3 separate regions of the Mus musculus genome follow, and regions 2 and 3 are each linked to region 1. The links are chromatin loops, found by intact Hi-C in ENCODE. Cell type or tissue: gastrocnemius. All regions are shown on one strand. Region 1 has its middle 13 kb from the start of Alox12e. Region 2 holds the start of Alox12 (arachidonate 12-lipoxygenase). Region 3 holds the start of Bcl6b (B cell CLL/lymphoma 6, member B).

Region 1 (8,000 bases):
TTGCATGTTATACCAATGCTACCACTCAGCATAGATGTGAAAGAAAGGGATCCTTATAGCGAAGAGACATCTGAAGTCACCTGTCTATCTTGGCAGTATTTGTAATGGCCAAGAACCAGAAAGGATGCAAAGGCTCGTCCACTGATGGATGGATGGACAGATGGACAGATGGACGAGACATGGTGCCCAAGTAAGATGGGAGAGTGTGAGCTGTGAAAAGAGGCGAAGTCCATTGACTTACAGCAGCAAAACAGGCTAGAAGGAGAGAGCATTCTGCTAAGAAATGGAGTGAGCCAGGCACACAGGGAAAAGGAGACTGTGTGACCTCATCATCCCTGCAGGAAAAAGAGAGTAGATCTTATGACAATCCAGCGCAGAGCAGTGGTCACCAGCTGCTGGGAGAACGAAAGGAAAGGTGAACCGGGAAGATTGGTCCATGAGCAGGAAGTTGCCGGCTAGTTTTGTCAAAGTCCAGGCTCAGTGAGAGATGCTAGCTCAAAAAGTAGGGTGGCGAGGGATTTCAGAAGACACTTGGTGTAAACCTCTGCCTCCACACATGTGCACACAACTTGTGTATGCAACTGCATGCACACACAGACCTAAAACTATGAAATAGCTCCATGAAAACAGGAAAGCGTTCATGACATTGGTCTGTGCAAAGACTTCTGGGATATGATGCTGAAAGGTCATAAGGGCAACAGACATGAAGATGGGCAAACGGGATTACATCAAACCAGAGGAGATGTGAACTCACAACCCACAGGCTAGGGAAGTAGCTGCAGTCCTGGCCAGTTCAGCAGTACAGCTCAGCGATGTTGACTGTATTCGAGATGGTTGCAGTAAGTCTACAGAACCCTACAATCTTGCAAAAACGGAAATGGAACAGTGACATCCTTTCTCCTAGACCTGGGCATCATCATTTCCTATTCTTTTTGTGATTGGCTTATTTCACTTAGCAGAATGTCTTTGTGGAGTTTCTTCGGTGTTCATTTGTGTAGACAGATGTGAAAGTATTTCCTTCTTATAGATGTGGAATGATAATCCATTTGTGTGTTTATTACCAGTGAGTAGGATGGGGCTATTTGTTTGTTTTTTGTTTTCTGTTTTTTAGAGACAGGGTTTCTCTGTGTAGCCCTAGCTGTCCTGGAACTAACTCTATAGACCAGGCTGGCCTTGAACTCACAGAGATTCACCTGCCTCTGTCTTCCCAGTGCTAGAATTAAAGGCATGTGCCACCACTGCCTGGCAAGAATGGGATTCTTTTGCTCTATTTGGATGGAAACCTGGTGTTGGCAGTAAGTGGTTCATGCAGTGTTGGTAGCCCTGGGCCCTGGAGTGCTAGGCAGCTGGCAGACAGGCATATAGCACCAAATCCTGGAAACGAGAGACTCTGAATTCCAGGCATTAGAAACTAGAGGCTTACAATTCAAAATATTGAGCTTAGACATTTTCTGTTCTAGGCTCCAGTTACTAATGGCCTGGCATTTAACAGCCAGAGAGCTGTCGCTCCAAGCAGCCCCTTGGACAACTGTAGTCAAATGCAAGCATGGCGCTTCTTAGCTTTGCAGCCCTGGGTGAGACGTGGACGTTGAGATTTTCAGTTCCTTTTGCAGCTGGCATGTTGCCTTCCAGATCTAGGGTGCTGTGTCCTTGGCTCTTTACAGTGGCTAAAGTCTTGTTGTCAGCCCTGTGGCAATAGGGCCCTTGGCCCATGGTGATGGCTATGCTTGGTTGTCAAGTTGACTACATCTGGAATTAACTAAAACCCACTTGCTGGGTACAGCTGTGAGGATTTTTTTCCTTAATTAAATATTTTGTGGTGGAAAGATCCATCATTAGGGGCTGGAAAGATGGCTCAGCGGTTAAGAGTACTGGCTGCTCTTCCAGAGGTCCTGAGTTCAATTCCCAGCAACCACATGGTGGCTCCCAACCATCGGTAATGGGATCCAATGCCCTCTTCTGGTGTGTCTGAAGACAGCAACAGTGTACTTTCATGCATAAAATAAAAAACTATCTTTTAAAAAGATCCACCTTTAATCTGGGCCACACCTTCTGACGGTAGCCTATATGCAGTTCATGAGAAAGAAGCTTGCTCTTGGCCTGCTGGCTCTTGCTCTCACTGTCCAGTCCATTCCTTTACTGCCATTTGATCCTGTTTCTTTGGGATTTTGACATTCTGATGACCAGCTGAGACATTCAGCCCTGTAGACTGAACAACTACTGGATTCTTAGACCTTCAGTTGGTAAACAGCTATTGTTAGATTAGCTGGACCACAGCATGCATGCATATGTATGTGTGTGTATTATATGTATGTATATGTATATACATAAATGTGTATGAATATATGTGTGTATATGTGTGTGTGTGTATTCATTCTATAAGTTTTGTTCCTCTAGAGAACCCTGACTAATGCAGCAAATGATGCTTGGCTGCTTCCTAGACATTTTCCTGTGGCTAACACCCACAGTTTCCTCTCTCTGTCTCTTTACACATGTCTATATTTCTTCTTCCTTGTCTGTCTGTCCTCTTCTCCCTACCCTCTATTTCTGTTGTTCTTTGTTGTCTCCTTCCTTTGTCCCCTCTGTCATTTCTTTTTTTTTTTTTTTTTTTTTAAAGATTTATTTATTTATTATATGTAAGTACACTGTAGCTGTCTTCAGACACTCCAGAAGAGGGAGTCAGATCTTGTTACGGATGGTTGTGAGCCACCATGTGGTTGCTGGGATTTGAACTCTGGACCTTCGGAAGAGCAGTCGGGTGCTCTAACCCACTGAGCCATCTCACCAGCCCCCCTCTGTCATTTCTAATAAGCCCCAGTCTCTCACCATGAGATGCTTCATCCCCCTCTCACTGTTACTGACATTTGGGCTTTTTATTTATTTGCGTGTTTGCCTTTGTGCTATCAGCTCAATCCCCTCTACTTAAAAAGAAAACTGTGTAGGGTTCAAGCCTCATGGGCTTCCCCTATTTGCCTTGGCAAGTCCACTGATGTCCTTGCTCATGCTTAGGCAGGGACACCAGGGAGACTTTATGGGTGTTGCATTGACATAGGAGACACAGTCTCACAGCAAACTCCCTGATCCCCTGGTTCGTAATCCTTCAGGTACCTCTTCCACAATGATCTCTGAGCCTTAGGTGTCGGAGTGTGTTGTGAATGTATCCATTGGGACTGGGTTCCTCTGCATTGTGATTGGTTATGGTATTATGTAGTGACCTCTATTTGTTGCAAATATATATTTCTTCTTCATGAGTGGTAAGGACTAAACTTACCTTTGGGCATAAGAACAACCCTGCACAAAGATCTACAGACAACTAAGAAATACTAAGAGCAAGAGAAACACTTTTCTCCAGGGAAGAGCATACTAATTAATTGGTTATCCAATACCAAGTGGTCAAACCCTGAAAATAGACGTGTAACATTATATAGATTGTGGTGGCAGAAAGGCCAGAGGGAGCTGTGCAAGATGGGATGGCTAGAAATGTGCTTTGATGAGGGGGGAAGGCAGTTTCAGCAGCAAACAGCTGTAGTCTTAGTGTAGCTTTCTCCAGGCATCTGTGGCAGCCACAAGGGCGGTCCTGCCAGCTGCCAGAGAGGGGTTGTTTGTCTCTGCCACAGCCCACAGGTTGAGAACCATTGCTTTCCACGTTATCTCTGCTCTAGCCCGAGGAGAGGCGGGTCCCTCTGTTCTGTTCCATACAAAACACTATCTTTTCACCTGGTGAGGGACATCTGATTTGTTTCCACCTCGTGGCCATTGTGAATAATGCTACAACAAACATGGGTGCTTAAATAGCCTTTTGAGGTTCTATTTAATTTAATAGAATGTAAGTCCAGAAATGGATTGCTGGACTCTATGGGACTTCTACGTTTTTTTTCCAGATCTTTCGTTCTTTTATATTAGGCTCAAGAAAACTTTGGTAATCTTGATTAGATTACTTTGAGATGACTTTGAACAATTCTTCGCTCTGTCTATACCCTCTGCCAAGGCAGCATTTTACATAACTCTGGGGCGGGAACTCTGAGAGTTCGGGTGCAGTTCTGCAACATGACGGCCATTCACCTATGGAAAGAATTCCAAGTCCCAGGTCCATCATTCTGTTTCACCGAAAAATGTCATGTGTTGTTGTTCCCTAGATAACCTCTAGAGGGCGCTCTCTTTAAACACTAAACACTAACTCGGGTGGAGCGTGGGGTTTTGTGCTGCTTCTCTGCACCAAGTGGTTTCTATTTTTCTCTTTACAGGTGTAAGGAAAACAACGTAACAATCTCAAATGTCTAAAAAGCAAAAAAGAGTTAACACTAAATTATGAGTATTTTCCAACCTCCTTTCCCCCCTAGCAACAGAATTACTATGATTAAGGAAAAAAACAACAGCAACAAAAAATTATGTACATAGTTGTGATTCTTCTTAAAAATTTTTTTCTTGGAGTTTTACAAATATAAACAGATTTAAAGATTAGTATTCTTGTCTTAATTTAAAATGCTTCATTATGCTCATTCTTATTGTTTTATTTCCTGGTATTAACTTCAGTTTCCTATTTTTGTGCTTCAATTGTATTTCTTTGTCTAATTTTGGAAAAAAAAAAGCTCACCATCACTTGGGGTGAAACGTGGCTTGAATACAGTGTATCCAGGAGACAACTGAGTTCCCCTTTCCCCTCATGCGGCTGAAGTTTTTAATTTTCTGCAGTTTGTTTATTCATTATTCTTTGTGTAGATTGTGCTTTTTTGGTTGAAGTCTGAGAATTCTTTGACGATCTCTTTTGTTGTTGTTATTTGTGTTTTGGTTTTTCGAGACAGGGTTTCTCTGTGTAGCCCTGGCTTTCCTGAAACTCACTCTGTAGACCAGGCTGGCTCGAACTTTCAGAGACGTGTCTGGCTCTGCCTCCCAAGTGCTGGGATTAAAGGTGTTCACCACCAACACCCAGCCTGACTATCTCTTCATACTGACAATCTTTCCATTTTTTTTTCCTGAATGCTCCACAGATTCATATTTTAGACATTAGTCTAGTATGCATTCTAAGGTAATTTTTATACAAGGCATGAGGCAAGTTTCTTTTTCAGAACCCATAGATACCAAATTTTTAGAAACATGGCTTAGAAGTTAAGATCAGTGGTTGTTCATGCAGAGAGAGGACCTGGGTTTGATTCTCAGGACCCAAATGTTGGCTCACATCCATCTGTAACTCCAGTTGCAGGGGATCTGGCACCCTCTCCTGGCCACTATAGGCAGTGATGTATGAGGTACACAGACAAAAAAACACCATGTAAATAAAATAAAATAAAATAAAATAAAACAAAACATTACATCTTTTTTTTTTTTCCGGAGACGGCTGTGACATGGCTGTGTTGCTCTTTTTTTTTTTTGTTGTTGTTGTTTTTTTTTTTTTTTTGTTTTGTTTTATTACGTATTTTCTTCAATTACATTTCCAATGCTATCCCAAAAGTCCCCCCCCCCCCGCCACTCCCCTACCCACCCATTCCCATTTTTTGGCCCTGGCATTCCCCTGTACTGGGGCATATAACATTTGCCTGACCAATGGGCCTCTCTTTCCAGTGATGGCCGACTAGGTCATCTTTTGATACATATGCAGCTAGAGTCAAGAGCTCTGGCTGTGTTGCTCTTACACTGTTCCACTGCTCTGTGTATTCTTTCCTCCTTAGTCTTAATTCTGAGTACTATAGTTACGTAAGTCTCAAAAATGAGTAGACCGACCTTACCTATGACTTTATTCTTGTCAACTGCGTTAGCCGTTCTACTGTGGTTCCCTTTGTACAAACCTTTCAGACTAATCTTACTGATATGCACATTACTGTTGGAAATTGGAAATACATTGTATTAAAACTGTGCCTCTGTTGAGGAGGATTGAGGTTCTGACTAAGTCTTCAGTCATCAGGCATAGAATGCCGTATCACTTGTTCTCAGCTGCCTTACTGTCACGTTCTGTTAACTACTCCTCTGAGTGGTGCTGTATTTCAAACATTGGCATTCTTGTGCTTGTTGCAAACATACAGACGCATAACCTAATTTTGCATATTCTATGCACCCACAGGGGTGGGTGTCTCTGTGTGAGAGAGAGACATGCATGTGTGTGTTGTATTTATCTACATTGTGTGTGTATGCATGTGTGTCTGTGTTGCATGTATATGTGTAAGTGTGTCTGCTTAGAGACATATCTACTCTTTGTATTCCCTTGGATACCACTAGACCTCTGGTAATGGTGGTCCTAGGAACACAGGGAATGAGAAATGAGTGTCCTCAGACCTAGAAGTGACAAGAGCCAAGGGGTGGCTGACATCTGAAATAGAGGCAGTGGCAGATGCAGGACCAGTCTCAAGCCCCAGAGAATAGGTCTTTTCTAACTCAGATCTTCCAAGTGGCCATATCTCTGCTAAAATGAAATGTCTGCCTACTATAGTCAGAAGTGAGATGTTGGAGTCATGGTTACACTGCCAAGTCTATGTGGGAAGGGAGCCCCAGACTCTGGTGTGATGGTGACCCCGGGGAAGATGGTGTAAGCGGTGTCCTTCCTCCAGGGAACCGAATTCCGACAGTGGCTCTGATGGTGTAAGTGTATCAGAAGGTAATGTGAGTTTCTCCTCTGAGGCAAAACTGCAGGATCCAGGTAGCTCCCCTAACTCACTTTAAGCCTGTGACAACTGTTGGACTGTCCTCTGGCTATTAGTGTCACCTGTGCAGCAGGATCTGCTGGGCCTCCCTTGTCAAGCCCTTCCCTGTGATGTGAGCAGCGTCCTGCAGGGCTTAGTGCCAGTGTGGCTTACTGCATTGCCTAGGCTCCTGTCCAAGGTATCAGGGACTTGCAGAGTCCCTCTGTCTCCCCTTCCCACGCTCCCCTTCAGCCATGCAACTCCAACGCGTTCGTCACTCTTTCTTGTAGGAGCAGAGGCCAGCGCTGAAAGCTTCCATTTGACTATCTCCAAATTGATATTTTACTGTTAAAAAGGTCTTAAATATATAGTTTGAGAATTTAGGGTTTGTTTGCTACTAGGGTTGCTAGAGATGCTAGTGAGGAAGGGACCCTCAGGGTGGGGCTCTTTGTTGAGGTTTTCAAAGTCAAATTGCAAAAGGGAAACTGAACACAGGCAGCATGTTCATAAGGTGACGAGTGAACAGAGCTGGAAGCCTTCCTCCCAGATCACATGGTCAAATACACACACACACACACACACACACACACACACACACAAAACCAGGACAAGGACAGTAGGGGGAGGGGATGCCAGGGGACGAGTGTCGGTGACCTTTCCTGGAGCAAGAGAAGATTCCCGGAACTTGAGCATGCCTCTCCTTTGCTTCCTTGATGGTCTGACACTTCCTGTCGTCTCTGCAGTAGTTGAGTCACTTAGGACGGAAATTAGAATATAATGAACCTGGAGGTTATCTGCTGGCTGCTCTGGCAGTCACTTTAAAGCTACCCAGGGTTGAATAAGTCATCGAAAGAGGAACTCCTGGCCTTTGGGCATCCTGTCGTCAAACTCTAGGGTGAGGTTGAAATTTAGCTAGGTCATGTACACAGTTCACTGGTAACAATTCACAACATGTGGCGCTTTCACGGATAATTAAATCAAGGACATGTTTTTTTTAACCATCCCAAGAGCCATTGCATCGCTAGGGCCTAAGCAGTCACTCGTACCCTCCTCAAGTTAAGATGCAGGGTAAGACACATAACAGAAAAACAGCCATGGGGCTATGTAACAAAAGTATACACATGCACTGCAGTGCCTGCAGAGGCTAGAAGAGGGCATCAGAAACCCTGGAACTACAGTTGTAGATGGTTGTGAGCAGGTGGGTAATGGGACTCGAACGTGGGTCTTCTGAAAGAGCAATAAGTGCTTTTAACTGCTGAGTAATCTCTCCAGCCCCATCTGCCCTATTGCTTGGAGCTTCTATTATGCTAGCCTAGACACCAGACAGAAGCAACGAGCCTGAATATGACCTGGTGGGTTCAGCCTTGCTTTCTGTCTGTGTCTCCCTTT
Region 2 (8,000 bases), 54 kb after region 1:
GGTCAGAGTTCCATTCCAGCAACATCAAGTCAAACTGGGGCATGCCAGCTCCCAGGGGCCACCGTTTCACTGTTAGACATTCAACATCTCTTCAGGTCCCATATAAGGTGGAAAACAATTAAGGAGATTACCTGGTGTCAATCTCTGGCCTACACACACACACACACACCAACCAATTAAAAAAGAAAAAAAAGGATGAATCAGATGTCTAGCTACAGAGCTGCAGAGATTTCTCTGAGATGAGTCAGGCCACACACACCCTTTCTCTTTGAGATAAGGTTCTATTCAGCCTAGGCTGGCACTGAACTCAGAGACATGCCTGTCTCTGTCTCTTAACTACTGGAATTAAAGGTGTGAGCCAATCTTGCTCTCTAGGAAAGCTCCAGGAAGCACGCACGCGCGCACACACACACACACACACACACACACACCAGTATAGAACAGGTTTGTTTCTTTAAAATAATCAAAACCAACCATCCTGAACAAACCTTCCTGGTTTCTTCTCTGAGACTTGGTTGCCCCCACTTCGCACATCCTTCAAAGGCACACAGTGGCCTCCTTCCTGGTCCCCCCTTTCCATGTGCCTTCTCCACTCTGACACTCCTGTCATACAGAGTTGGTGGTAGAGGAAAAGGAAAGAAGGGAGCCAATGGTGTTCTTTTACATGTTCAGTGTTAAGTTCTCTCTCAAAGTCTGAGAAGGTCTCAGGAGAGGTCTGCATTAGGAAAAGAGTACCCATGATCTCAAAGGAGAACCAACCCTCCCTGACCAGAACTCAACTCCAAGCCTAAGGGTACAGGAGACTAAGGATGGACAGAGCCTTGGCACAGCCTGGAGCATGCAGTCCTGCTTGGAGACCTTGTCCAAAATTGTGTGAACCCGGAGTTTGGAAGCTCGAGTTTGTGTCGCTGTGGCCCACGCAAGGCATCTCGGAAGCATTGGGAAATGACTTATTAGATTTCACAGGACAAAGTTCCTCCTGTCACATCAGAAAACACCAGATAGCAAGGACCACACTCCGAGAGGAAAGTCCTGGCCTTCCTGCAAGTGGAAACAGGTGTTGTATCCAACTTACTAATTAAAAAAGTGAATGTTACATTATCTGCCTTGAAATCATGTCCTATCATCACACACTTAAAATTACATGGCTAATAATGTAATGGTAATTTCTTATGAGTAAATGCCTCAAGAAACTTATATTATAGCCCTGTGTCATACACAAGCTCTAAGCAGCGCAGCAAAGACAGTAGAAACATCATCCAAAAAGAAAAGAAAAAAAGACAAAGAAAGTGACTGCAAGGCAAGGCGTTTGGCACGGGAGAAGGAAAAGGGATGGAATTGTTACGTTTAGAAAACGTCTTAAGAAACATCTTGGCTATGGAGTAGTGCAAGGGTCGCCGTGCTCGCCCACATCCCCGGGGTATAACCCAGCGGGAAAAGCTTTGATCCAGAAGTTAAAAGTTGCAGAGACAGGTCACGAGAGAGTGGGAGTTGGCTTCTGGCACAGACAGCAGGCACTGGAGTCTGGACCAAGAGAGGTTAGCTTTGAAGGTTCTAGACAAAGGGAAGGCACTGTTCCTTCTTGTGCCGTAGAGGAGAGCAGTCAGAGGACAGATTTAAAATGTGATGTTGAATTCTCGGTATTAAAGAGTAAGGAAAGGAGCTGAGCATGGTGGTGCATGCCTTTAGTCTCAGCACTGGGCAGAGGAGGCAGAGGCAGAGGCAGAGGCAGAGGCAGAGGCAGAGGCAGAGGCAGAGGCAGAGGCAGAGGCAGAGGCAGAGGCAGAGGCAGAGGCAGAGGAGGCAGAGGCATCTCTGTGAGTTCTAAGCCAGCCTGGCCTACATAGTAAAAATTCTTTCATTCAGATAGATGGATGGATAGACAGATATGAGAGAGAGAGAGAGAGAGAGAGAGAGAGAGAGAGAGAGAGAGAGAGAGAGAGAGAGAGATCTGAGAGCATGTGTCAGAAAACAAGTAAATTCATATCTGTTTCCAAGTAATGAAGCTGGCCCAAGGCTTGTATAGGTTTGCAGATTGATACAAGTTCCTCAGAGACAGAAATATGTTAGGCCTGAGTTCAATACTCAACACTACAGAAAACAATTAGGAATTAAATGTATCTTCTCAATATACTACATGGGCTTAAAAACTGAAAAGTGCAAAAAACCAAAAAAACAAAAAGCTGGGCGGTGGTGGCGCACGCCTTTAATCCCAGCACTTGGGAGGCAGAGGCAGGTGGATTTCTGAGTTTGAGGCCAGCCTGGTCTATAAAGTGAGTTTCAGGACAGCCAGGGCTACACAGAGAAACCCTGTCTCGAAAAACAAAAACAAAAAACAAAAACAAAAGCAAGAGGGAAGCAGGTCTTGGAAGTGAACATCCTGGTAGAAACTGAAGAAGTAGTAGGTGGTAAGAAATGGGAAAGGGACTCATGATATTTCATCATGAATAATAATAAGTTAATACACAGAGGGCTCTGTGTCAAACATTGTGCTAAGCGTCTAAGTGTCTGAACACATCATGTCATTAAGCTCGTGTAGAAGTTCAGTTCTTTTTCTTAGTGTTCTCATTCTCTCTCTCTCTCTCTCTCTCTCTCTCTCTCTGTCACACACACACACACACACACACACACACACACGTAACCTTAAGGAATCATCTAGTTGATACAAACCAAACTCTTGAGAAGGCAAAACACGGCCCACGAAAATGCACGAGGAGAGGGCCACGGCCTGCTGTGGAGAACCAAGGGGATGTAGAGAAAAGAGTGACGCCGGAACATTGAAAGGAGGGGGAGCTGTCACTTGACAGACACCCAATCCAGAGCACAGAACTTCTAGGCAGGAATGGGCCTGGAGAGTGTGCAATAGTAACCCACGAAGGACCTGACATGCCCAGGGTTTGGAGGCCTGAAGGTGTGACCTGGAAAGTCTCAGACTTTTCCTTCCTGCAAGCAGCAGCATCCTAGGTCCAGAAAACAGATCCTCCTGGCCCTGGCCTAGCCACCAAACTAGAACATCTTAGTTTACAGGAACCTAGTTAGGGACATGTACATGTGACAAAATCTGAGTCCTGAACAAGTTTCCCACTATTCACAAGGTCCCTAACCAAGTGTCATTCTCACCGCTGCTCATGACTTTACTTTTCTGAGACCCAAGGCCAGGAGATAACTTGGGAAGAAAATCCAACCTGGGCTCCACTAAAGAAAGGCTCACTCTCCTTACCTGGAAGAAATAAACTCGTGAAACCCACCCACTGGACTGTAACTGATTCTATACTGCACCCTCCTACCCAGACTGGTACTCTGCATCCGAGATCTGGAGGAGGTTGGACAAAATCATTCACTGTCCTTGGCCTCCCTCAAGATGCGTGGCCCATGACACTTTTGTGTATTTGAAATCTTAAAGTCGGAGCTGGAGAGATGGCTCAGCGGTTAAAAGGGCTTACTGTTCTTCCAGAGGTCCTGAGTTCAGTTCCCAGCAACCACATGGTGGCTCACAACCATCTGTAATGGGATCTGATGCCCTCTACTGGTGTGTCTAAGACAGTGACAGTGTATTTACATACATAAAATAAGTAAATCTTTTTTTTTTAAAGAGAGAAAGAGAGAAAAGAAGGAAGGAAGGAAGGAAGGAAGGAAGGAAGGAAGGAAGGAAGGAAAAGAAATCGTAAAGTCTTATGTTCAGGTGAGTGGGAGACCATGAGGGTGGGGGAGAAGGCAGGGGTGGGGTTCTAAGTCTGGAAACGCTGTCTTTTCAGGCTCAAGGCAGCCTGGGAATCCCTGGGGGTTTACTGAAGGGGTGACTTCAAAAGCAGTACAGAGCAGGGACTGGGGGTGTTTGGGGACCACAGATGGTTTTAGCAGCTGGGCATCCCCCAGGCCCTCCCAGGCTCACCTGCTATAGGCATTCCTCTCAGCCCAGAAAAGACACTTCTTTTCCCTCCGTTTGAAAAATGGTTTCAACCCCTTTGCAAGTTCTCCTAAAAGCCCAGAGACCTTGGGAAGGGCCTCCTTAGCTCCCACTGTAGCTGATCCAAACGCACACCCCTTTCCCAAAGCCTGTTCTTGGGCTGGGCTAGCAGGTTCAGACTAGTCTGGGGCGGGGACTTGGGAGTGCCTAGGAGTTGTGAGGGCGGGGACACAGATCCATCTTTTTAAAGTTTTGGACCTGGCCCCGAGGCGACGGTGGCCCTGGGCGGTCTTCGAATTGAACTTAACTTGGATCGCCTCCTGAGAGGCCAGAGGGAGCCATGGGCCGCTACCGCGTCCGTGTGGTCACTGGGGCCTGGCTCTTCTCCGGATCCCTCAACCTAGTGCGTTTGTGGCTGGTTGGGGAGCACCGGGAGGCGAAACTGGAGCTGCAACTGCGGCCAGCGCGGGGCAAGGTCAGTGAGCAAGAACTGGGGCCCTCTACTGTCCAAGCAGAGAGTAGGAGGATGGCAAGGGACAGGAGACTAGGGTCTGTGACAGTAAGACCGCGATGGAGATTTGTAGAGGTGGGACACCGGGAGTGATGTCAACTACGGGCCCCGGGTGGTCTCCTTTCCCACACCCCAGCCCAGGCAGCCCTCTGAGTCCTGCATTCTTAGCCCCAGAGCCGATTTAAATACAGGACTTGAGGTCAGTCGAAGCTCCTCCAAGTTCCGGTGTGGTGGGAGCTCAGTGAACGGGATGAGACAGGCGATGATCGTCATCATCTGCTCAAATCTCTGGTCAGCGCGCTGTAGACGCTGGTCTTCCCTCAGAAATGGGACATCTTAGACCCGCCAGACAGGTTAGGGGTGGAAGAGGGAAGGAGAGCAGGGGCGAGGTGTGTTCTTTGACGGCTGCGGTAAGCTGAGGCTCCACAAAGGGGAGGCTCGGCCACCGAAAGGCTTCTCCCAATCCCTTCTATTAAGTGTGGTCCCCGCAGGAGGAGGAGTTTGACTTCGACGTTCCCGAGGACTTGGGGCCACTGCAGTTTGTGAAACTGCACAAACAGCACACAGTTGTGGATGACGCCTGGTTCTGCAACCTCATCACAGTTCAGGGGCCGGGGACAAGTGCAGAGGCCGTGTTTCCCTGCTACCGCTGGGTGCAGGGAGAGGGAATCCTGAGCCTCCCGGAGGGGACAGGTGAGCGGGGCAGCATCCTACCCTGGGGGAGTGGACGAAGAGGGAAAGGGCAGTGCTGGCGGCGAGGGTGTGGAGGAATAGGGCTAAAGAGGAGGAGAGGGAAAGAACTTGGAGAAAGGGTGGGCAGAAACGGAACAGTGAGTTTCTAGGGCGCAAGTGAGGAAATGAGAAGTTATGAATTCCCCAAGTGTTTCCCAGGATAAGTGATGTTGCAAATGAATTAAAGAGGGAAGTAAGAGATCTGGAGACTCTGTTTTCCTAGATAGAAAGAAGGTCATGGAGCCGGGGACACAAATGGAGAAGTAAAGAAAACAGTAGTACTGTGATTCGGAACCCGTGGGGAGAGGGACAGGTGAGGGGCTCAGAGAACAAGAGCTGGTGGCCAATGAGCAACGGGGCCGCGAGGAAGGGCCGCTGGTCGGCTGATTTGATTGGATGGTGGGGACCACCTGGCAGGAGGAGGCATGCGAAAGAGCCCGTAAAACTTCACATTTTTACCATGGGAAACCAGAGAAAGAGAAGTGCAGAGGCAAGTGAAAGCCAGGGTGGTAAGGGCGGGAACACTTGGAGACAGGTGGATTTCACTGAGGCGGCACCCAGGACAAGTCAGTAGCTGTAGAGTGATCAGCTCCAGAGGCGAAGCCAGGAAATGAAAGTACCGCTGAACGTGAACAGATGAAATTTAAGGTGTGAGATTAGCCAAAGCAACAAGTAGCTATAGGTGTGGTGTTGGTGACACCACATTTCATCACCTTAATTAGCGTGATTCTCCCCTCACCCCACCCCCACTTTAGATATTGATGAAATAGATTAGGAGATTGTGAGCTTAAGAAACAGGAAAGCATGGAGGATATGGGATTCTGGTCTGGAAGAGAAAATTGTGGGCTGAAGGAAGTGAAATGTGAGCTCAAACCAGCAAGAACCCGATGAATGTGTTCAGGGATCAGTCAAGGCAACTCCGGAGATAAAGACAAAGGAGCCCAGCAGAAAACATAGACTCTGGCTACAAAGAGAGAGTAGGTGACAAGCAGAAGAGTGCTCAGAACCAGACAACATGTAGCTAATTGTAACTTTCCCCAGCCCGCCTGGCAGGAGACAATGCCTTAGATGTCTTCCAGAAGTATCGAGAAAAGGAACTGAAGGAAAGACAACAGACCTACTGGTAACCATTTTCCCTAGAGGCCTCCCAACTGCCCCCCCCACCCCTCCCTCTCCCTGCCCTGCACCCATCACTGATCTCAACACTCTCTCTGAAGTGTTGTCCCCAACTTGTAGCTGGGCCACCTGGAAAGAAGGCTTACCTCAGACAATAGCAGCGGACTGTAAGGATGACCTTCCTCCAAATATGAGATTCCATGAGGAGAAGAGACTGGACTTTGAATGGACGTTGAAGGCGGGGTAAGGAGAGGGTGGACGCTCATGGGATGGGGTCTGGGAGATCCACGAATGGAGGTGGACAGTGAGGAGCTGAGGGTCAGGTGATGGGCTCATGTCTTAACACCTATCCTAGGGTTCTGGAAATGGGCCTCAAACGTGTTTATACCCTCCTGAGAAGCTGGAACCATCTGGAAGACTTTGATCAGATCTTCTGGGGCCAGAAGAGTGCCTTGGCCGGTCAGTGGTTTCCCCATAACCCCCTAGTGGCCCCTTTTCATTACAATCCATGGTCCCCATGGGTCCTTGCCAAATTAAGATGTAATGTGCCTGATATTCTCACAGAGGCCTCAAAAATGACAAAAATAAACCTGGGCTGAGCGTAGGATAGTCTAAGTTCCTTAGGTTCAATGTGAAGAACAGAAACATCTAACCTGTGTCCCTTGTCCTTTCTGTGCTCCCCCACCCCACCCCAGAGAAGGTTCACCAGTGTTGGCAGGAAGATGAACTCTTTGGCTACCAGTTCCTCAATGGCGCCAACCCCATGCTTTTGAGACGCTCCACCTCTCTGCCCTCCAGACTGGTACTGCCCTCTGGGATGGAGGAGCTTCAAGCTCAGTTGGAGAAAGAACTCAAGGTACCTTCCTCCTGCTCTGTCCGGCATTGCTCTCTTGTTACTAGTGTGTAAGACCTCGTGAGGCTGAGACAGCGACCTCAAGTGATGAGGGAAAAGGAGGCATCCCTGGGTGCATGCTCTAGTAAGAAAAAGCCCTGAAAAACGGCACCACCATCATGTAAAAGCTTACAAGGAATTCCTGTATGAATGGGGGAAAGAGGATGGATTTCCAGGGCACAGGCTGGCTCCAGAGACGTTAGCTGGAACAATGACATTCTTGCTGAGGTTTTCTTGTGGACTTCAGTGACCTTGGCAGATGAAAAGGGAAGCCTGTGTCATGGTGCAGGGAGATAGAGGAGCTTTTCTGGGAAATAGCTACCGGAAGGGTAACCCTGTGCACACTGTACCAGTGGCCGTGGCGGCTCCGGGAGCTCGATGGAATATCCCTCAGGGTAGGTGAGATTCTCATAGAGCTGATGAGGGACTGCTGAGGTGGTGGAAGCCGAGAGCAGAGAGACCACTTAGGGAGGATAAGACGAGGGACTGATCATCTGGACACTGAGTCCCGTTGATAGTGCTGTGATGCAAACTGGATTGAGCAGGCCTATTCTGTACCCAGATCTACATGTATCCCCACACAAGATATCTCATCAGGCTGGGTTTGGTTTTGTTTTGATTTAAGATTAGAAGAACTGGACCAACCAGGTACAATAGCTCTGCCAAAAGGAAGGACGGTGAAAGAAATCAATGTCCGTAAACACCTTACCTCTTGGCCCTTCTGTGCGTGAACTTTGAACCCTGAGATGGATGCATTCCTTTCTCCAGAATGGATCCCTGTTTGAAGCTGACTTTATCCTGCTGGATGGAATTCCAGCTAATGTGATCCGAGGAGAACCACA
Region 3 (8,000 bases), 80 kb after region 1:
GCTTCCATTCCCCATGGTCCCCCAAGACCCACGCCCCACCCACACAGCAACACTCATTAGCCCATTCACCAGGCCCAGGCAAGCAGGCCCACCCCTGAGAGCCACGTTTAAGCAAAGACAAACATGCCTTTTCCCCACCCCCAACCCTAGGCCTTCCCATAGCCCTTTCCTCCTGTCCAAGACTTGATTTTAAAAAGAACCTCCCAGAAGGCAAAAGTTTCTTCTGGAAATTTCAAAACAAAACAAAACTCTGTAAACCCTAGATATTAACCTCCCATATCTCATCCCACCTTTTAGCACCACCAGGCTTCCGACACACCCCCCCAAAACTCTTAGCAATCAAAAGATTTAAGATGGTGTGTGAAGCAATCTTTTTAGGCCCCCCTAGTATGCCAGACCCTCTCCAAGACTACCAGATCACCTATATCAAGCCCTGCCAACGCCTCCTGCTCCTTGCACCCTCCTGGACCCCCAGAAACAACTGCTGTCCCCCAGCTCCCATCCCAGCAAAGCTTTTGTGGGGCTAAAAAAAAAAAAAAGCAAACACTGTCCTAATGTCTGTAGGAATATTGGGGGCTCTCAAGTCTCAAGCTTTGGTTTCAGTATGAGGTGCTACGTCTTAGGGGTACAAGAGAAAGCTTCTCTGGTCATCCCCCCAATTTCAAGAGTTACAAGGCGCAACCCCACCCCAGCACGCACCTCCAAACCTCCCCCCCAACCGCCACGTCTCTCCTGAAAACAGGGGACACTTTCCTCCCCACTTACCTCAGCTACTCTCCCCTGAGATCCTGGTCCCCTATTTTGAAAGGAGCAAATTTTGGGGTGCATCCCTCACATTTGGGGTGCAGGAGAAAAGAGACGCCCCAGTCGCATCGCTGGCCTCCTTCCTCTCAGCTGGCTCAAGGACTGGGGAGTGCCCTGGGGTGGGGGACCCCCACAAGAGAGCTCTGGAGGGGTTCCTCCACTCCCAGTCAGAACTGGGGACACCCCCCCAAAACCCGTCCCAGCCCATCCGTCTCCAACTCGGCGGGAGAGGCAGCTGCATTGCCCCAGTCAGATTCCCCCAACACTACATTCCTCACCCCATCTAGAGGGATCCCGGGGCCCCCAAAAAATCCCAAAAAAATCTAGGATGTTGGGAAGATGGTCCTGAACTAGCTACCCAAATTTGGGGTCCTTAGATACCCCCGTTTTTTCAGGAAAATTCTGTCTTTCTCCTGCCTCCCGCCAGCCCTGCTCTGTCCCGATGCCAATTTTGGAAGTCACTCCCTCCTTCCTCCTCCCCGTTTCTCCAGGCCCCCCCGCTTGGGGGCTAGGGTCCAGGACACCTGGTTTCCAGACCGGGGGACACTCTTTAGAAGGCTAGGGGCCAAGAGGTCAAGCTCATTGCCCCTGTCTCAAGGAAGCAGGAAAGCCCGATCCTCCCCTCCCCTCCCCTCCCCCCTGGCTGGTCTCGGTGGTGGTTTAGGAAAGCCTGGAGGACTGGAATCTGCCATTGCTATTGCACAGGCAGTTTTTTTTTCCTTGAGTTGGGGGGGTGGGCGGTGGGAGGGAGAGAGGGGAGGAGAGCCGAAGAGAGCAGGGACCTAGGCGGGAATATCTGGCCTGGCTTACCCTCTAGCCCCTGCTGCCGTTGGAAACCCCTCCCCCGCCTCTCAGTTCACCCTCATTCCCAATCCTCTGTCTGCTTTCTCTTTGGGGCTCTTATCTTAAAATATCAGGGTGCAAGATTCACCCCCCCCTTGTAGACCATCACAGCCTTTCCTTGCCAGTTTCAGCAGCACTGTTAGTCAGAAAGTACCCACTTTAACAAGAGACACCCCATCTCCTCCAAACGGATTTTTTCTTCCATAAGAAATCGGGGTTCAGAGTATGAAGCCACCTTTCCCCCCTTAGCACAACAGGTCATATTCCAGTGAGTCTATGATGGACCACACTGCTTTTTCCAGGCTTCACCCTTCAAATTCTGGCCTTATTTGGGGGTTCACTAATTTTTTTTACAATCTGGGGTGCCAGGGGACTATCAGCAAAAGATAACCTAAGTCAGAAGTGTGCTTTAGAATAGGTGAACCTCCAAATCAATTTCAATTTATGACCCACCTCTCAGCTTCACCAAATGTGGCCAGTGGCAAAACACCCAGAAACTGGATACCCCCCAAACTATCCTTCTACCCTGGGGGGGCTTCTCAATTCTCTCCTGTGGAGGAGTTTCACACATAAACATGTTCACAGGAATATCCAACCCTCAAAATGAGTTTCCACAAGATTCAAATACAAAACTTTGCCCCCCCATCAATCAAGCTCTCAGCTACAGAAAGCCTTCAGATCCTCTCCTAGCTTCTGGCTCTGCCACCAACTCAATGTAACTGGGCTCTCTAAAAAGCCCCAAGTTGACCTTTATGTCCCCAAACAATCTCATCCAAACCTTGAAACAGCACTTGGAAAGAGACTATGTCCCCCAAATTAGTTGCGTACTCATGCTCCCCCAGTAGACCAGAAATTAGAGATGGACAGTCTCACATGGGAGCATCAAATCCCTCCAAACCCCCGAACTAAGACATCTTTAAAACCAGCCCCGCACCTCCAATTTGCTATCAGCTGTCGAGACTAAAAACAGGCCTTATTGACTACAATAACTTCTATGGCAAGTGACACCCCAAAACTCAGAATAGCTAACTCTGTCCTGACATCAAAGCCCTTAATGTTTTCACCTCAAATTTGGAGATGAAAATTGGATAGAGACCAAATAATCTTCACAAAGTAAAGCCACATCGTCATCCAGGGTCCCTAGCTATCCCCAACCCCCAGTTGGTTTGCAGTTTTGTTTGCTACGTTTGCTTAAAAAAAAAAAAAATCAAAACCAATAAAACAAACAAAATGTACTCCACCCCCAAGAACAGAAGGGAGAGGCCTCAGGCCTAGATATGCTGGTCCATTCTTGCACAACTGCTATGCTCCAAACCCCAAACTCAAAGAGCTCCTGCTTTGTACCTGGGTTCAGCTCTGCCCCTCTTCTTCAAAGGAAACTTGTCCTTCTATCCCAAGGCTCCCCAAACAAAATCTAAGGGTGTGGTCCCTGCCTAGCTTCTGAATGAAGTACTTAGCTACCAGGTTCCTCCTGCCCTTTCTCCTCTGTCCTCTCTGTTTACTCCGACCAATGCTCATATTAATGTTCATTGAAAATTCCTGTCTACAAACATCTGGGTAGAAGGGTCTATCAAATTAGAAAACAAAACAACTGTGTTCCCAGGCTCAAGACCCCATCTCATCCTAACCACTATGTTCATTCCAAAGCCTTCCATAAGAGTTCTAGCCTGAATTTCCTGCGGAGACCCTAACTCTTCTGTCTTCGATCTACTGCCCCACAAAGAGACAGAGGTGCAGAGGAAACTATCAGAAAGAGAAGGCAGCTGAAAGTTTCCTGTAGCCTGGACCGAATGCATCCAGCTCACTGGTCTGAGCACATCACCAGCCAGGAGACCTAGGGGCGAAGCGAGGCTGGTGCTCGACCGCCCTCTCGTGGAAGGATGCAGACATTGCCGAGCTTTGCCTACTTGCCGCGCTGGACCCCGGCGTCCCGCCAGACTCTAAGCGCAGCCGACGGGCGGGTGCTCGAAGCCCTAGTAAGCTAGGACTGATGGAGAGCGTCAGGGCTTTAGGCGGGAGTCTGTATCTCTGGATCCCTATAAGGGTTGAGAAGAGAGTCGAGAGTAGGAGGCCGGACGCCTAGGTCTCCCGAGCGTCTCTCGGTCCCCACCCGGGGTTTTCCCCACCTCCTCGAGGGGAAGCAGCTGCAGGAGCCGTCCGGTCTCAGGACAATGGAAGGAAACGAACTAGAAATCATATCCGCCCTCTCCTTACCCCGCCTGGTCAGAGCTCCACCTCCCCCTTTTCTGGACCTTGCCTGTCAATCACTCCTCCTTCTCCCACTATCTGAGATCCACTGGAGTCCACTAATGCCTCCCCAAACCCGATACCACTTGGACTGTCTATTTTCTTCCTGAGTCCAATACATTAGAAAGAGGAGTTTTAGGATATTTCCTTTCTCCCTCAACTGGCTGTTGGCACACGCCTCCAAAACCCAACACTCCAATACTCGCTGTCCCAGCTCCTTCGACGACATAAGCCTCCCATATTACCACCCTCCGCACCACTAACCTCCCCAATTCTAATATCCTCATCCTCGGGTGCTTATTTAATGAACCAAAGCCATCCACGATACGACCACCCCGAGATTCTGAGATACAGTTTGAAACGGAGACCCCGCCCCGGGCTCACCATCTGGAGAGCCTCAGAGGAAGGAAGGATACAGACTCACGGGTTCACCCCACCTCCACCCCCGCCCCCGCCATCCCGGCTGAATAAAGGAGCAGAGACCGAAAGAGGAGAGAGACCCCGCCCCCCTCGAGAAGAGAAGCCGCAGCCCCTGCGGGACAGGGGTAAGAACCAAACCCTGAGGGTATCAGATTTCTGAGTCTCCAAAGAGGGCTTGGGGTTAGTTGATAGTAATAAGACCTGAACCCCAGGAACTGTGCTAAGAAGAGATGGAAAGTATTGGGTCTAGCGATAGGAGTCGCGTAGATGGGTGTGGGCTGCAGATCATATTTGGTCCCCCAGGTAAAGTCTGGTACCTGTGACCCAGGCGCCCGGGGAGCAGAGGAAAGGAAGGTAGTGGATGAGGTAACTAGAGTCGAACCAACGCACGGCGCGCGGGAGTGCGGGATTCCTCACGCTCGCCCTCCAAGCGGTGGAACGAGAGTTTCTAACTTGCTCCAAGATCTCCGCGATCCAGCAAAGGGAAGGAAGGAAGCAACCGTTTAGGGCAGAATGAACGAGAGGAATTAAGTGGTGATGCTGAGTCCGCTATCTGATGGCGTTGGTTGGCTCTAGGGGTATCCCAGGTAGAAAACATCAGAGAAGAAAGGAATCTGTTTTAGTAATGCCTAGATCCTCTAACTTTTTCGGTGGCTGTCGCAGGCTTAGGTCGCTATGGGTTCCACAGCGGCCCCAGAGGGAGCTCTGGGCTACGTCCGAGAGTTCACCCGCCACTCCTCCGACGTGCTTAGCAATCTGAATGAGCTGCGCCTGCGCGGGATCCTCACTGACGTCACGCTGCTGGTTGGCGGGCAACCCCTAAGAGCGCACAAGGCAGTTCTTATCGCTTGCAGGTTCGAGGGGGTAGGGCACCTGGGGACTAACTGGGGAAAAAACAGAGTAACATGGCTGTTGAGAGGTAATCCAAAGCATGAGGGAAGCTGGGAATAATGGTCCACACCGGCAATCCCAGAACTGGAGAGTAAGAAGGGGGGAGGAAGGAAGAAGGGAGGGGGAAGCTTGGGAGAGCATCCAAAAATTGAGGCAGCAGTGCTAGTGGGGAGGCAAGACTCTCCTTTGGTCTCCCGGCTCCTAACATGACCAACCCATCTGCCCTCTCTCCAGTGGCTTCTTCTATTCAATTTTCCGGGGCCGAGCGGGACTCGGGGTGGATGTACTCTCTCTGCCGGGGGGGCCAGAAGCCAGAGGCTTTGCTCCTCTTCTGGACTTCATGTATACTTCAAGGCTTCGCCTCTCTCCAGCCACTGCCCCAGCTGTCCTCGCAGCTGCCACCTATTTGCAGATGGAACACGTAGTCCAGGCGTGTCACCGTTTCATCCAAGCCAGGTAAAGGAACCATGGATTTGTATTCTCCCTAGCAGAACTAGTGCCGGGAATAAGGGCAAAGGCAACGACTAGGAGACGGTGTTAATGATCATCCTACTTTTTCTAGCTATGAACCTCTAGGCATCTCCTTGCGACCTGTGGAGGTAGAACCCCCAAGACCCCCAACAGTCGCTCCACCAGGCAGTCCCAGGCGCTCAGAAGGACACCCAGACCCACCTACTGAGTCTCGAAGCTGCAGTCAAGGTTCCCCAAGTCCAGCCAGCCCAGACCCCAAGGCCTGCAACTGGAAAAAATACAAATTTATTGTGCTAAATTCTCAGACCTCACAAGCAGGAAGCCTGGTTGGGGAGAGTTCAGGTCAACCTTGTCCCCAGGCCAGGCTCCCTAGTGGAGATGAAGCCTGTAGCAGCAGCAGCAGCAGTGAAGAAGGAACCACGCCTGGTCTCCAAAGCAGGTATAGAATCTATAACTCCCAAGAGTTTTAGAGTCTGGTCCACTCTAGGAGGCAGAGCCATTGAGTAGGCCATTGTGGCACCCTCTGAACCAGGTTTCAGGGATACTAACCCAGCTTAGGGAGTTGGCCAAAGGCCAAAGGTGGGACTTAATGATCAATATTGGCTCACTTCCAGAAGACAGGCCTTGAAGTCTGTATATTCCAGAAAAGGGGCAGGGCGGGGGGAGCCAGTGCCCCACCCCCAATCCCTAACCTTTTCTATGGCTCTTAACTTCTGCCTAGACTATCTCTAGCTACTACCACTGCACGATTCAAGTGTGGAGCTCTAGCAAATAACTCCTACCTCTTCACACCCCGGGCTCAAGAGACTTCTCTGCCAGCTTCTAAGCAGGCTAATCCACCGCCAGGTAAGAGGCTTTCTCTTCTGGCTTCTCTCCTGTAGCTGATCCAGGTCGATTTGGACCAAAAAGACCTCAGAATAGACCTATTGAATAGTCCCAAACTTGACTGCATTGGACCCCCTCTGGGTAACGTTCACCCCAGCAGTCAGAATGTCTGAGGGTGAGGACCAATCATAAATATTTTTAAGCTCTCTATGTACTTCCAAAAAGCAGCACAGTTTGGGAATTTCTGGCCCACCCAATCCAAGACTGAACGATCTGCCCAGAGTTTGGCAGGGCCTCTCTGGCAAGCCAGAAGGAGGCAAGAAAGGAAAGAAACAGAAAGCTCCACCCACTCCACACACTGTCAGCACCATTGAAATTAGCAGCATGCTACTAAATCAGTCGTATCTTACTGACTGACTGGCCACGAACAAGCCAAGTGACCGCCAGTAGCCTCCACAATAATTTAGGGGTTAAAAGGGCCAGCAGACCCTACTAGTGTACTGTTGTAGATTTATGGGTACCTGGGGGGAGTCCTCAGTAAATAACTAAGATTGTCATTGTTCCCTACCCTTAGGAAGTGAGTTTTTCAGCTGCCAGAACTGTGAGGCTGTGGCTGGGTGCTCATCGGGGCTGGAGCTCTTAGCTCCAGGGGACGAGGACAAGCCCTATAAATGCCAGCTGTGCCGATCTGCCTTCCGTTATAAGGGCAACTTGGCTAGTCACCGCACGGTGCACACAGGTAGGAGGGGGTCTTGGTCTTCCTGACCACCGCTCCCGTAGGGCGATCTGACTGTCTTCCAACTTGCAGGGGAAAAGCCCTACCGCTGCTCCATCTGCGGAGCACGTTTTAACCGACCTGCTAACCTAAAAACACACAGCCGCATCCATTCCGGAGAGAAACCGTACAAGTGTGAGACCTGCGGCTCGCGTTTTGTTCAGGTAAGGAGAAGGCTGGAAGGCAAATGGGAGGAGCGAAGAGGGTTCCGCCCCTCCCCAAGGTGATCTCAAGGCTCTGCCCTTTAGGTGGCACACCTACGCGCACACGTGCTCATCCACACCGGAGAGAAGCCCTATCCGTGTCCCACCTGCGGAACCCGCTTCCGCCATCTACAGACCCTCAAAAGCCACGTTCGCATCCACACCGGGGAGAAGCCATACCACGTGGGTACCCTATACAGCCTAATAATGGAATTATCCCTCGTATACGCAGGGACGAGTCTTGCCAGAAGTGCTAGGAATAAGCGACAGCCTAAAGAGCCCTAGTGAATCAGAGGCTTGCACCCGGGAGAAGGGGTGGAGGTAATTATGTGCCTGGACTAGGTGCTGTTGTCCCAAGGACCTAACAGTTGTTGATGCTTTTGTTAAGAAAGGCAAGGCCTATCTCCTGGGCGCCCCCAGAGGACATAGAAAGGCTGATTGTCAGCGGAGAGCTAGACAGTTCCCGAGTCCTAAATGAAAGGTGGTTATGGAAAGGTTGGGACCTGACAGACCTGTCCTCC

The links. A loop is a pair of places that touch in the nucleus more often than their neighbours do. Peaks named below come from ENCODE experiments on the same cell type or tissue, not always from the same donor. Only the 100,000 strongest peaks of a DNase experiment are listed, where the experiment ranks them.
Region 2: it touches region 1 in a loop (4-fold over the local background); 23 of 42 quality-filtered maps call a loop at or near these places.
Region 3: it touches region 1 in a loop (3-fold over the local background); 12 of 42 quality-filtered maps call a loop at or near these places.

What each region holds. Positions count from the first base shown.
Region 1 is chr11:70,305,694-70,313,693 of GRCm38, reverse strand. No RefSeq gene overlaps it. Among named protein-coding and RNA genes, the nearest start is that of Alox12e, 13 kb to the left of the region's middle. In gastrocnemius, CTCF peaks have their summits at 4,139 (motif pointing right) and 5,203 (motif pointing left); DNase peaks (open chromatin) are centred at 4,140 and 5,200.
Region 2 is chr11:70,251,520-70,259,519 of GRCm38, reverse strand. Alox12 (arachidonate 12-lipoxygenase) reads left to right here and starts at 4,150. Exons shown (of 14, transcript NM_007440.5): 1 at 4,150-4,382; 2 at 4,910-5,111; 3 at 6,192-6,273; 4 at 6,387-6,509; 5 at 6,622-6,725; 6 at 6,962-7,122; 7 at 7,927-8,000. The coding sequence starts at 4,248. All of the region lies in intron 2 of Gm40191 (a long non-coding RNA gene), which reads right to left. In gastrocnemius, a CTCF peak has its summit at 4,417 (motif pointing left); a DNase peak (open chromatin) is centred at 4,384; H3K4me3 peaks cover 1,772 bases; H3K27ac peaks cover 844 bases.
Region 3 is chr11:70,226,149-70,234,148 of GRCm38, reverse strand. Bcl6b (B cell CLL/lymphoma 6, member B) reads left to right here and starts at 4,351. Exons shown (of 9, transcript NM_007528.3): 1 at 4,351-4,439; 2 at 4,978-5,168; 3 at 5,440-5,661; 4 at 5,768-6,115; 5 at 6,398-6,522; 6 at 7,076-7,240; 7 at 7,310-7,440; 8 at 7,525-7,662. The coding sequence starts at 4,990. In gastrocnemius, a CTCF peak has its summit at 3,517 (motif pointing left); DNase peaks (open chromatin) are centred at 1,011, 1,401, 3,538 and 5,096; H3K4me3 peaks cover 6,862 bases; H3K27ac peaks cover 8,000 bases.